Regions from separate parts of the Homo sapiens genome. Here region 1 is linked to region 2. Evidence: read pairs that join two places in POLR2A ChIA-PET (ENCODE). Cell type or tissue: B cell. All regions are shown on one strand. Each heading gives the region's core, and the rest is flanking DNA. Links, peaks and the distances in the headings are about the cores only. Region 1 overlaps DEPDC5 (DEP domain containing 5, GATOR1 subcomplex subunit). Region 2 overlaps DEPDC5 (DEP domain containing 5, GATOR1 subcomplex subunit).

The links. ChIA-PET counts read pairs that join two places held together with the same protein. Peaks named below come from ENCODE experiments on the same cell type or tissue, not always from the same donor. Only the 100,000 strongest peaks of a DNase experiment are listed, where the experiment ranks them.
Region 1: POLR2A ChIA-PET joins it to region 2 with 11 read pairs; 8 of 35 experiments call an interaction of 5 or more read pairs at or near these places.

What each region holds. Positions count from the first base shown.
Region 1 is chr22:31,789,972-31,795,351 of GRCh38, reverse strand. DEPDC5 (DEP domain containing 5, GATOR1 subcomplex subunit) reads right to left here. Exons shown (of 43, transcript NM_001242896.3): 11 at 3,250-3,319; 12 at 2,535-2,607. Among named protein-coding and RNA genes, the nearest start is that of DEPDC5, 39 kb to the right of the region's middle. RefSeq lists an enhancer at 4,738-4,797. In B cell, for the core only: no CTCF peak of the experiment used is centred there; DNase peaks (open chromatin) are centred at 2,511 and 5,001; H3K4me3 peaks cover 1,075 bases; H3K27ac peaks cover 1,417 bases.
Region 2 is chr22:31,855,947-31,861,265 of GRCh38, reverse strand. It overlaps DEPDC5 (DEP domain containing 5, GATOR1 subcomplex subunit), which reads right to left. Exons shown (of 43, transcript NM_001242896.3): 32 at 3,713-3,821. Among named protein-coding and RNA genes, the nearest start is that of YWHAH, 86 kb to the left of the region's middle. In B cell, for the core only: no CTCF peak of the experiment used is centred there; no DNase peak of the experiment used is centred there.

The DNA of each region.
Region 1 (5,380 bases), core at 105-5,104, 66 kb after region 2:
ATGCCTGTAATCCCAGCACTTTAGGTGGCTGAGGGCGGTGGATCACCTGAGGTCAGGAGTTCAAGACCAGCCTGGCCAAGATGGTGAAACCCCGTCTCTACTAAAAATAAAAAAATTAGCCAGGTGTGATGGCAGATGCCTGCAATCCCAGCTACTCCGGAGGCTGAGGCAGGGAATTGCTTGTACTAGGGAGGCGGAAGTTGCAGTGAGCTGAGATCACGCTAGTGCACTCCAGCCTGGGCAACAGAGTGATACTCCATCTCAAAAAAAAAAAAAAAAAAAAAAATCACATGGAATGTGTGATCACATCTCTATGAAAACTAATTTTTCTCCTAAATACAGATAATAGGGGTTGATTCACCAAAGTAATGAAGACTATATTTGGTAGATGGAATTGAGTGTGCTTTGAATTCCTCTCTACTAAACTATACTGGTGTGCTTTTGTTGTTGTTGTTTTGTTTTTTTTGAGACAGGGTCTCACTATGTCACCCAGGCTAAAGTGCAGTGGCATGATCTTGGCTCACTGCAGCCTCAACTTCCCAGGCTCAAGTGATCCTCCCACCTCAGCCTCCCAAATAGCTGAAACTACAGGCGCGCACCACTGCACCCAGCTAAGTTATGGTATTTTTTTGTAGAGACAGGGTTTTCCATGGTGCACTGGCTGGTTTCAAACTCCTGAGCTCAGGCAATGTGCCTGGCTTGGCCTCTCAAAGTGCTGGGATTATAGGTATCAGCCACCACGCCTGGCCTATTTTGTGATTTTCCTAAAATGAACCTGTATTGTTTTTGCAGTAAGAAAAAGATAACCAGTTTCTCTCAATCTAAAAAACGTTGAGGATGACTTTTTAATGACATAAACTTTCATATATTAAAAATATATAGTCATATACACCTATAAATCTACATTCATAATTCATATATTCATATTCATGCTTTATATAGTATTTTGTATAACTGATCATGCTCAAATTAATTCATATTCATTATACAGATAAAACTGCATATACTGTTAAGTCAGAAGAGCTCTCATGGTTCCTGGAATTCACTGAATTAGAGGAATGCAGAATTCATCTGCATAAGGGGATGAGTGGAGGTGTCAGTACAGCAGATGGCCCATCACTCTCATAAAATTCTCCTAGGGGTACAGGATCCAACAAAAGATCAACAAATAATTTAAAGTATAATCTGTATGAGGTTGAGGAATACAGTGGTCAAAAAGCATCGACTCTGAACTAGATTGACTGTGTCAGGTCCATGCTCCACCACTTAATATTGTGTGGACTTTGGATAAGTTACTGAAACTCTGTGTCCAAATTTCCACATCTGTAAAATGGGGTAACAGTATCTATCCCACAGGGATGCTGTGATATTTAAATAAATCAAGTCATGTAAAGTGCTTAGAAGAGTAACCCATTCATGCTAAGTCCCGTAAAAACAGTAACTATTACTATCTGATAATCATCTCAATTAGATAGTGGTGTCAGCCAGGCATGGTGGCTCCCGCCTGTAATCCCAGCATTTTGGGAGGCCGAGGTGGGTGGATCAGCTGAGGTCAGGATTTGAGACCAGGCTGGCCAACATGGCGAACCCCATCTCTACTAAAAATACAAAAAAATTAGCCAGGCGTGGTCACGGGCGCCTGTAGTCCCAGCTACTCGGGAGGCTGAGAAACGAGAATCCCTTGAACCTGGGAGGCGGAGTTTGCAGTCAGCTTACATGACCACTGCACTCCAGCCTGGGCGAGAGAGTGAAATTGTGTCTCAAAAAATAATAATAATAATAATAACGTTAAACATGATCATGATATTGTGGTCAGATATAAAAATGCCTTTTTTGAATATGTATAGAAATAAAATATTACAATATTGATAATTTACTTAGTCAATGGCACTGAAAAAAACAGATGAATCAAATATGACAAAATAATAACTGTTAAATTCAGGTATTGGGTATACGGGCTCATTATATTATTTGCTCTTCTTCTCTGAATGTTGAAATTTTTCACAATAAAACATTTAGAAGGTCTAAATGCAACATGATATCTTGGAGACGGCAAGTACGAGTGCTAAAATCTAAAAAACATCTGAATTTCCTTAATAGTAATGTACCAATGTTAACCTAGTTTTGACAAATGTAACTTGGTTATGAAATGTTAATATTAGAGGAAACAGAGCAAAGACCATGCAGGAACTGTGTTATCTTTGAAACTTCTCTGTAAATCTAAAATCATTACAATTACAAAATTAAAAGGTTTATTTATTTATTTATTTATTTATTTATTTTGGAGACAGGGTCTCACTCTCTCCCAGGTTGGTGTGCAGTGGTGTGATCTCAGCTCACTGCAACCTCCACCTCCCAGGCTCAAGTGATCCTCCCACCTCAGCCTCCCAAGTAGCTGGGACCACAAGAGGCGAATTTTTTGTATTTTTGGTAGAGACAGGGTTTCGCCATGTTGCCCAGGCTGACTTATTTTTAAGTTAGGAAAGAAACAACTAATAAATAAATAAAAAGTATAGCAAAGCACCCAAACATACTTGTAAAAGTCTTCATAGAATCTCCCCTTGTGATCCTGTCGAATTGAGGCTCGGTTTATTTCAGGAAATTCATCTGAAATAGAGAAAACGGAGTATGTAGTTCAGGCTGAGAAGAGAAATTCAGTTTTGTCAGCTTCCTCTTCTGGGTTAAAGATTTGCATCACAAAAAAATAAAGATAACTGTCTTTTTTTTTTTTTTTTTTTTTTTTTTTGAGACAAGGTCTCACTCTGTCACCCAGACTGGAGTGCAGTGGTAAGATCTCAGCTCACTGCAACCTCTACCTCCTGAATTCAAGCGACTCTCCTTTCTCAGCCTCCTGGGTAGCTGGGACTACAGGTGCATGCCACCACACCTGGCTAATTTTTGTATTTTTAGTAGAGATGGGGTTTCACCATGTTGGCCAGGCTGGTTTTCAACTCCTGACCTCAGGTGATCCGCCCACCTCAGCCTCCCAAAGTCGTGGGATTACAGGCGTGAGCCACTGCACCCAGCCAACTGTCTATCTATTAAGTTGGTTTTAAGATGAATCACAGCCCACAGACCTCTTGCATCCACTAACGGACTGTGCTACTTTCCCTTTTACACTGTCCCCATAACAGAAAAGATGGGAAGGGTGGAAAAGTGCAACGAGGAAAAAAATGAAAGGAAATGGCTGGGGTGGGGTTGGGGGAAGCTTAACAAAAACATAACTGTAGGAGAGAAATAGTTACTCACCAACAGATTTTGCATCATAGAAAGTTCTAGAAAACAGGACCACTGTCACTTCATGACTACAGTTCTTCTCCTAAGCATGAGTAGAGAACAACAGGGTTGAAGTTTGTTTCATTTACTTCACTATGAAGCAGACTGCATGCATATAATATTCTTTTTTTTTTTTTTTTTTTTTTTTTTGAGACGGAGTCTTACTCTGCCACCAGGCTGGAGTGCAGTGGCGCTATCTTGGCTCACTGCAACCTCCGCCTCCTGGGTTCAAGCAATTCTCCTGCCTCAGCCTCCCAAGTAGCTGGGACTACAGACGCACGCCACCATGCCCAGCTAATTTTTGTATTTTTAGTAGAGATGCGGTTTCACCATGTTGGCCAAGATGGTCTCGATCTCCTGACCTCGTGATCCGCCTGCCTTGGCCTCCCAAAGTGCTGGGATTACAGGTGTGAGCCACTGTGCCCAGCCCTTTTTTTTTTTTTTTTTTGAGGCAGTCTCATTCAGTTGCCCAGGCTGGAGTGCAGTGGCACAATCTCGGCTCATTGCAGCCTCCACCTCCCAGGTTCAAGCAATTCTCCTGCCTCAGCCTCCAGAGTAGCTAGGATTACAGGTGGGCCACCTGGGTAATTTTTGTATTTTTAGTAGAGACAGGGTTTCACCATGTTGGCCAGGCTGGTCTCGAACTCATGGCCTCAAGTGATCTGCTTGCCTCGGCCTCCCAAAGTGCTGGGATTACAGGTGTGAGGCCCAGCTGCACATAATATTCTTAATCCAGGTGGCTCAGCAGCAGTGCACAGTATTGAATAGCTTCAGGTAATTATAGGCTGCAGTGCAGGGGACAGAGCACTGCTGGGAGTCAGAAGCCCTAGATGGAGTCCTGAACCTGAAACTTGCCACTATGTGACTTTAGGAAAGTTATCTAAAGTGCCAGGAATGTGGAAAGTGATTGGAAAACTGCAAATCAGCATTAAGTAATGGTGACTGTCTCCCAGTTCCCGAGTAGCTGGACTACAGACACGCGTCACCAGGCCCAGATAATTTTTGCATTTTTTATAAAGACAGGGTTTCGGCTGGGCGTGGTGGCTCAAACCTGCAATCCCGGTGCTTTGGGAGGCTGAGGCGGGTGGATCACCTGAGGTCAGGAGTTCGAGACCAGCCTGGCCAACATGGCGAAACTCCATCTCTACTAAAAGTAGGAAAATTACCCAGGCAATGTGGCACGCGCCTGAAATTGCAGCTACTCAGGAGGCTGAGGTAGGATAATCACTTGAACCCAGGGGGTGGAGACTGCAGTGAGCCAAGACTGTGCCATTGCACTCCAGCCTGGGCGACGGAGCGAGACTCCGTCTCAAAAAAAAAAAAAAAAAGAAAAAAAAAAAGAGAGATAGGGTTTCATCATAATCCCCAGGCTGGGCTCAAGTGATCCACTTGCCTTGGCAAAGTGCTGGGATTACAGGCGTGAGCCACAATGCCAGGCCTACAGTGTTTTTTAATTTCTGCAGAATTGTGGTCTAGGGAACAAGAACAGCACCCATGGTGGTGGATTTAAGAATCAAAGGCACTCCCACACCCTACTAGTCTCATAGGATGAGGGTGGGGTTTGCTCTGGACTCAGCGGTATAAGCCAAGGCAAAGAACTACCTTTGGACAGGGACAGGGACTAATGAGAATAAACATTTCCATGGAGTCTGGAGATCAATATCCTAGAAGTAGGGTGTTTACAGATGAACATCAAAAGTGGCTTGCAACAGTTAGCTAGCAAGCGCAGTTTCAGTTCCTCCTGGGTCTCTGAAGACAACAGCCTATACTGACCAACCCCATCTTTATCTTAAGTATGCTTAGTGACTACAGAATTCAACACTCACTATATAAGGCACATAATATAATGTACATTTCATGGATGTATCTCAAGTGGACAGAAATTCCTAAATACAAGCCACAGTACCCAGAGCAGAGTGCTAGGAAACAGCAGACCTTCACTGACTGCCAATTAATTCACGGGAGTCCAAGAGCTCCAAAATCAGCACCCTTATCTAATTTTAGTGCAAGTGATATACAGGAAAACACAACGGGCTCACAATGGGCTGATATGGGCATGGAGTGTCTCAACTCATAAGTGATGTGGTGAGAGGGTCTATTATTA
Region 2 (5,319 bases), core at 1-5,000:
AAACAAAAAATAAAAATAAAAACAAGGAGGGAAGGAGAGAAACAAGGACATATGAAGAGGATAGGGAAAATTAAAAAAAAAAAAAAAGAGAGAGAGAGAGAGAGCGCCACCCAGAAAGACAATATCCAAATGCGAAGCATTAGCAGAAACTCACACCTTCCTGGGCAGAATATCCCATCTGTGTGGGAGAAAGCACCCAGGTTGGAAGGTGTGTCCAAGCTCTCTCAGGTCTCATCAGAGTGTGGCTTGGATGCTCTCACCCTCCCACATAGCTCTGAAATTCCTTCAGACCTATGCCAAGGAAGATGAAAAGGCCGCAGAGCAGCTTGGTGGGGCTGCAGGGTAAGGGCTTTGGTGGCAACATCCTGGCCTCCCACCTGGCTGGGTGACCAGTCGCCCTCTTGGAGAGATACATTGAGCCAGGAGGTTTTTTCTGCCTGTTACTAAACATGGGCAGCCAGATGGGAGGAGAGGATTCAAGGCAGGGTAAGTTCTTGCTTAGTTTTTTTTTAGCAAACAGGGGATACAGAAGCAGCCATACCTTCTCCTCCACTGGTTGTGTAACAAAATCATCAGCAAGCTAAGACATATATAATGTCAGATACACAAGCACTCACATTGTGAGGGGCTTTCTAAAGCTGTCATTCCCTCCCTACCCTACCCTTGTGGAATTCAAGCAGCCATGTCTGTGAAACAAAAATGACACGGAGGACTTTTTCAATGACCCCTCCTTCCATCATTCTTAAGTAGTACCCTCTTTCCTTTCGGAATCTTTTTACTTTTTATGTCTGGTTATCATAGAAATTCAGGAATGGCACTTGACACATCTCAAGTTCTCTGCTTTTCTGGAACTTTTCCTCAATTCCAAAGGTAGAATAACTGAAATATTTGGGTGCCCATTTTATTGATACTGCTGCCACTTCCCGTAAGTGACTGCAAACTCCAATACGAAACCTTGGAAACTTGTGGCTGCGGAGATGCTGATGCAGGTACCCCCAACGCATTCTAACATGAAGTGTTCCTTGGGGAAACAGTTGGGCATTTCTGAGCATGTCAGCAGGGCTCTCTGCTTTGGCCATCTCATAGCATTTTGTTTCCCCTGACTATTCAGGAGTTTACTTCCAGCCCTACTGATGGGTCATGCATGTGGATTTTAGCGTTCACCTGGACAATCAGGAGAGGGTTCTAAACAGCAATCTAATATATTTGCGACTATAATTTCTCTGCTTTTCAGTCATGTCCTCAGCACTGTTTCTGACCCTCAAAGATGGCAATGAGTAGAGGCAAAACCTGGTGGACAGCACACAGGGTAATTTTATCTCATTGTTCCACTGTGTCCCTTCTAACTGCCAGAACATATAGAAGCAGAGGTGCTGATGGTGTTGAGGTTTATGTACATGTGAAGGAGTTCAGGTGAAAAGACTCATGGTCAGCAGATCATTCCTTACACACAGACTGTCCTTGGTACCTAATGCCACTCCCTAGAGCAGCAGTTGGTAAACTACAGCTTGCAGGCCAAATCTGGCCAGCCCTCTGATTTTTTTACAGCCAGTGAGCTAAGAATGGTTTTTACGGCTGCGCATGGTGGCTCACGCCTGTAATCCCAGCACTTTGGGAGGCTGAGGTGGGTGGATCACTTGAGGTCAGGAGTTTGGGACCAACCTGGCCAACACGGTGAAACCCTGTCTCTACTAAAAATAAAAAAAATTAGCTGGCCATGGTGGTGCACGCCTGTAATCCCAGCTACTGGGGAGGCTGAGGCAGGAGAATTGCTTGAACCCGGGAGGCTGAGGTTGCAGTTGCAGTGAGCCAAGACTGTGCCACTGCACTTCAGCCTGGGTGACAGAGCAAGACTGTCTCAAAAAAAAAAAAAAAAGCCGGGCGCAGTGGCTCACGCCTGTAATCCCAACACTTTGGGAGACAGAGGCAGGCGGATCACGAGGTCAGGAGATCAAGACCATCCTGGCTAACACAGTGAAACCTTGTTTCTACTAAAAAATACAAAAAATTAGCTGGGCGTGGTGGCGGGCGCCTGTAGTCCCAGCTACTTGGGAGGCTGAGGCAGGAGAATGGCGTGAACCCAGGAGGCAAAGCTTGCAGTGAGCCGAGATCGCGCCACTGCACTCCAGCCTGGGCAACAGAGTGAGACTCCGTCTCAAAAAAAAAAAAAAAAAAAAAAAAAAAAACAAAGGAATGGTTTTTACAACTTTAAATAGTTATGGAAATACTATACTTACACAATAGCTTTGCTTTGCCTCTTGGCCACAAAGTCTAAAATATGTATTTAGGTTTGCCAACGTTTGGTTTACAAGTTGCCCACAGCCTTGGCTGATACTTCTTCTCAGATTTTTATCCCTCTACCCATGTAGTGTAATTACAGTATTTATGCTAAGGAATTATCAGTGGTGTGGTCAAATGATTATTCCAAGCATATTCACTGCAACATTATAACTGTGGTATACTGTAGAATAATTCTTAAAGTTTATAGAAAAATACCAAAAATCATTTAAAAATCACCATCTACAATTTTAACCAAAAGAAGTTATAAATTAAGGCATATTCATATGATAAAATGATATATAGCTATTTTTTTCTTTGGGGTTGCTTAGGGGAAAAAAAACGAAAGAAAAAAGTATATAATTATTTTTAAAAATCATGCTTTTGTAAAACATTTAATGACATGAGAAATTTTCATGATATGGAGGTAAAATAAACACAGATATACCATTTGACCACAATTTTGAAAAATAACATATATGTATTGAATCTCCTTCATCTCCCAGTGATAGGGACAAGAGAGAGGTAAGTACAGTCAGCTTGTCCTATCACAACAGAATGATCTGAATCTGAATTTCCCAGAAGGAGCTGACAGAGCCAAGTCTATTGGTCTTAAAAGACCCATGGAGTTTTTGGCTTCTTTATTGTACTTGTTCCTGATAGAGGCCTAAAGTCTCAGGTTTTCTGTATTTTCCCCCCACCCCAGGATACTCCCATTTGACTGTATTTCTCAGCAGTCTGAGAAAACTGATGGGAATTTCATTATCAAAGAAGAGCGAGCTCTGGTGGAAGCTACTTCAGTAGCTTTCTATTCCCCTCTGGGAAAGCTAAAGATGAGGGTGAAGGAAAACCAGACGGCCAAATACAAAGCTCAGGCCAGATCTTGGGCATTGAACCAAAGAGGTTTAGCTTAACTGTTGTATTTTATTTTTTTGAGGCAGGGTCTCACTGCGTCACCCAAGGCTGGAGCGCAGTCGTGTGATCATGGCTCACTTCAACCTCAACCTCCTGGGCTCTAGGGATCCCCTCACCTCAGCCTTCTGAGTAGCTGAGACTACAGGTACACACCACCACATCTAGCTAATTTTATTTTTAATTTTTTTAAGAAATGGTGTCTCCTTATGTTGCGTATGCTGGTCTCAAACTCCTGGGCTCAAGTGATCCTCCAGCCTCGGCCTCCCAAAGTGCTGGGATTACAAGCATGACTGACCGTTTTATATCCGGATTTAACTAGAAGTTAGCTTCCTTACAACTGTGAATAAGAAAGTCCCTATATAAAAGTAGTAACAGTAATAGAACCTTTAAAGGGTTCAGGGTAGAATTCATCCAAAGCCTCTGCACATGCAATCCCGGATCTGAAGGGCGATCTGTTTTACCCTCCACACTGAGTCTCTGAGAGCACAGAACAGCTCCCTGCTACCGCGGCTTCCTTTACCTTTCGTGGGCTGTCCATGTAGGTGGGAGTCATGGCAACGCTGCTGCTCTCGGCTGACTGGGCGGAGCTCTTCCCACCATGCACAGCTGCCTGCTGTTCTCCCAGGCACCTGAAAGGAGGAAAAGCACATGACAGCAGCTTGCTCAGAGCTCCCTGGTGAAGGATCCATGTCGGCCAAGATGCAGACAGCTCTGTTGCTGTCATCTTTGAAACACACACTTCTGCCTTGTTTCCCTTTCCAGACCTTCATGATACCCTTAATTTCATTCATTGTGCTGAACAATCACCAGTCCTCCACAGTAAATCAGAAAATAGCCCAACTTTAAAAGCATTCTGGCAGCATCTGGTGCTTATATATGACCTTAAAAAGGGGACTGACATGGTTTGAGTGACTGTCTGTGAACACCATTTTTAAAATTCTTGTAAAAGTACTTTTTTCTCAATTTTTATTTAATATACCAGCAAAAGCACATTCTGAATGTTAAGACTGTGTGGTGGCTCATGCCTGTAAACCCCGCACTTTGGTAAGCCAAGGTGGGTGGATCATCTGAGGTCAGGGGTTTGAGACCAGCCTGGTCAACATGGTGAAACCCCATCTCTACTAAAAATACAAAAAATTAGCCCGGTGTGGCAGTGCACGCCTACAGTCGCAGCTACTCGGGAGGCTAAGGCACGAGAATCACTTGAACTCAGGAGGCAGAGGTCGCAGTGAGCTGAGATGGTGCCACTGCACTCCAGCCTGTGCGACAAAACAAACAAACAAACAAACAAACAAACAAAAAACTGCATTAACATGCAGCATAAAACAGGAGAAGATGTGTTAATTCTCTATACATTTTGAAGGGATTTATAGGTTAATCTTTCAAATGTACATAGCTACATCACCCTCCAAACCAAACTAACAGACATTATCTCATAACGCAAGACAAATACAGTATCCTTACGACATCTCACCCCATCTCGGTTCTGATGTACATGAATGAATATTTTCATGTTTATTTTCCTAATTTTTTTCTGTTCTAAAATTAACTACACTTTATTTTAGATTAAATTATGTTGCTTTAATATATCACTGTTTTATTGTTAGGTTTCAGAAGGCTCACACTGAAGTCTTAAGTGCTTCATTATTACTATAATATATATTACTTCTTGTGATGGACAGTGCGAGGCAGGTCCCAGCCCCCTCCACCATGGCCTTGTTGTTGTCCCAGCACTGAGAGGGCTGTCTAGGAGGCTCTGTCTCAGTTGTTGGCCCCTTCAGGGACAGCCCCAGCTGCATGGGCTGCCATAGGCAATGAAGTGTGTGTGTGTGTGTGTGTGTCATAGGCAATGAAGTGTGTGTGTGTGTGTCATAGGCAATGAAGTGTGTGTGTGTGTGTGTGTGTGTGTGTGTGTGTGCGCGTTGGCCCAACTCAGCACATCTCTGAGGGCTGTTCCAGTGGGATCTCCTGAGGCTGTCACTGGGTCTGGGCTGTAGTCCAGCTTCTCTTGGCACCCACTCCGGTTTCTTCCCCATCTCTCCCACAGGTGTTGTGCCCAAGGGCTCTCCTTAATAAGCATCCTATATGCTACACCCCATCTCAGTCCGCTTCCCTGAGAACCCAATT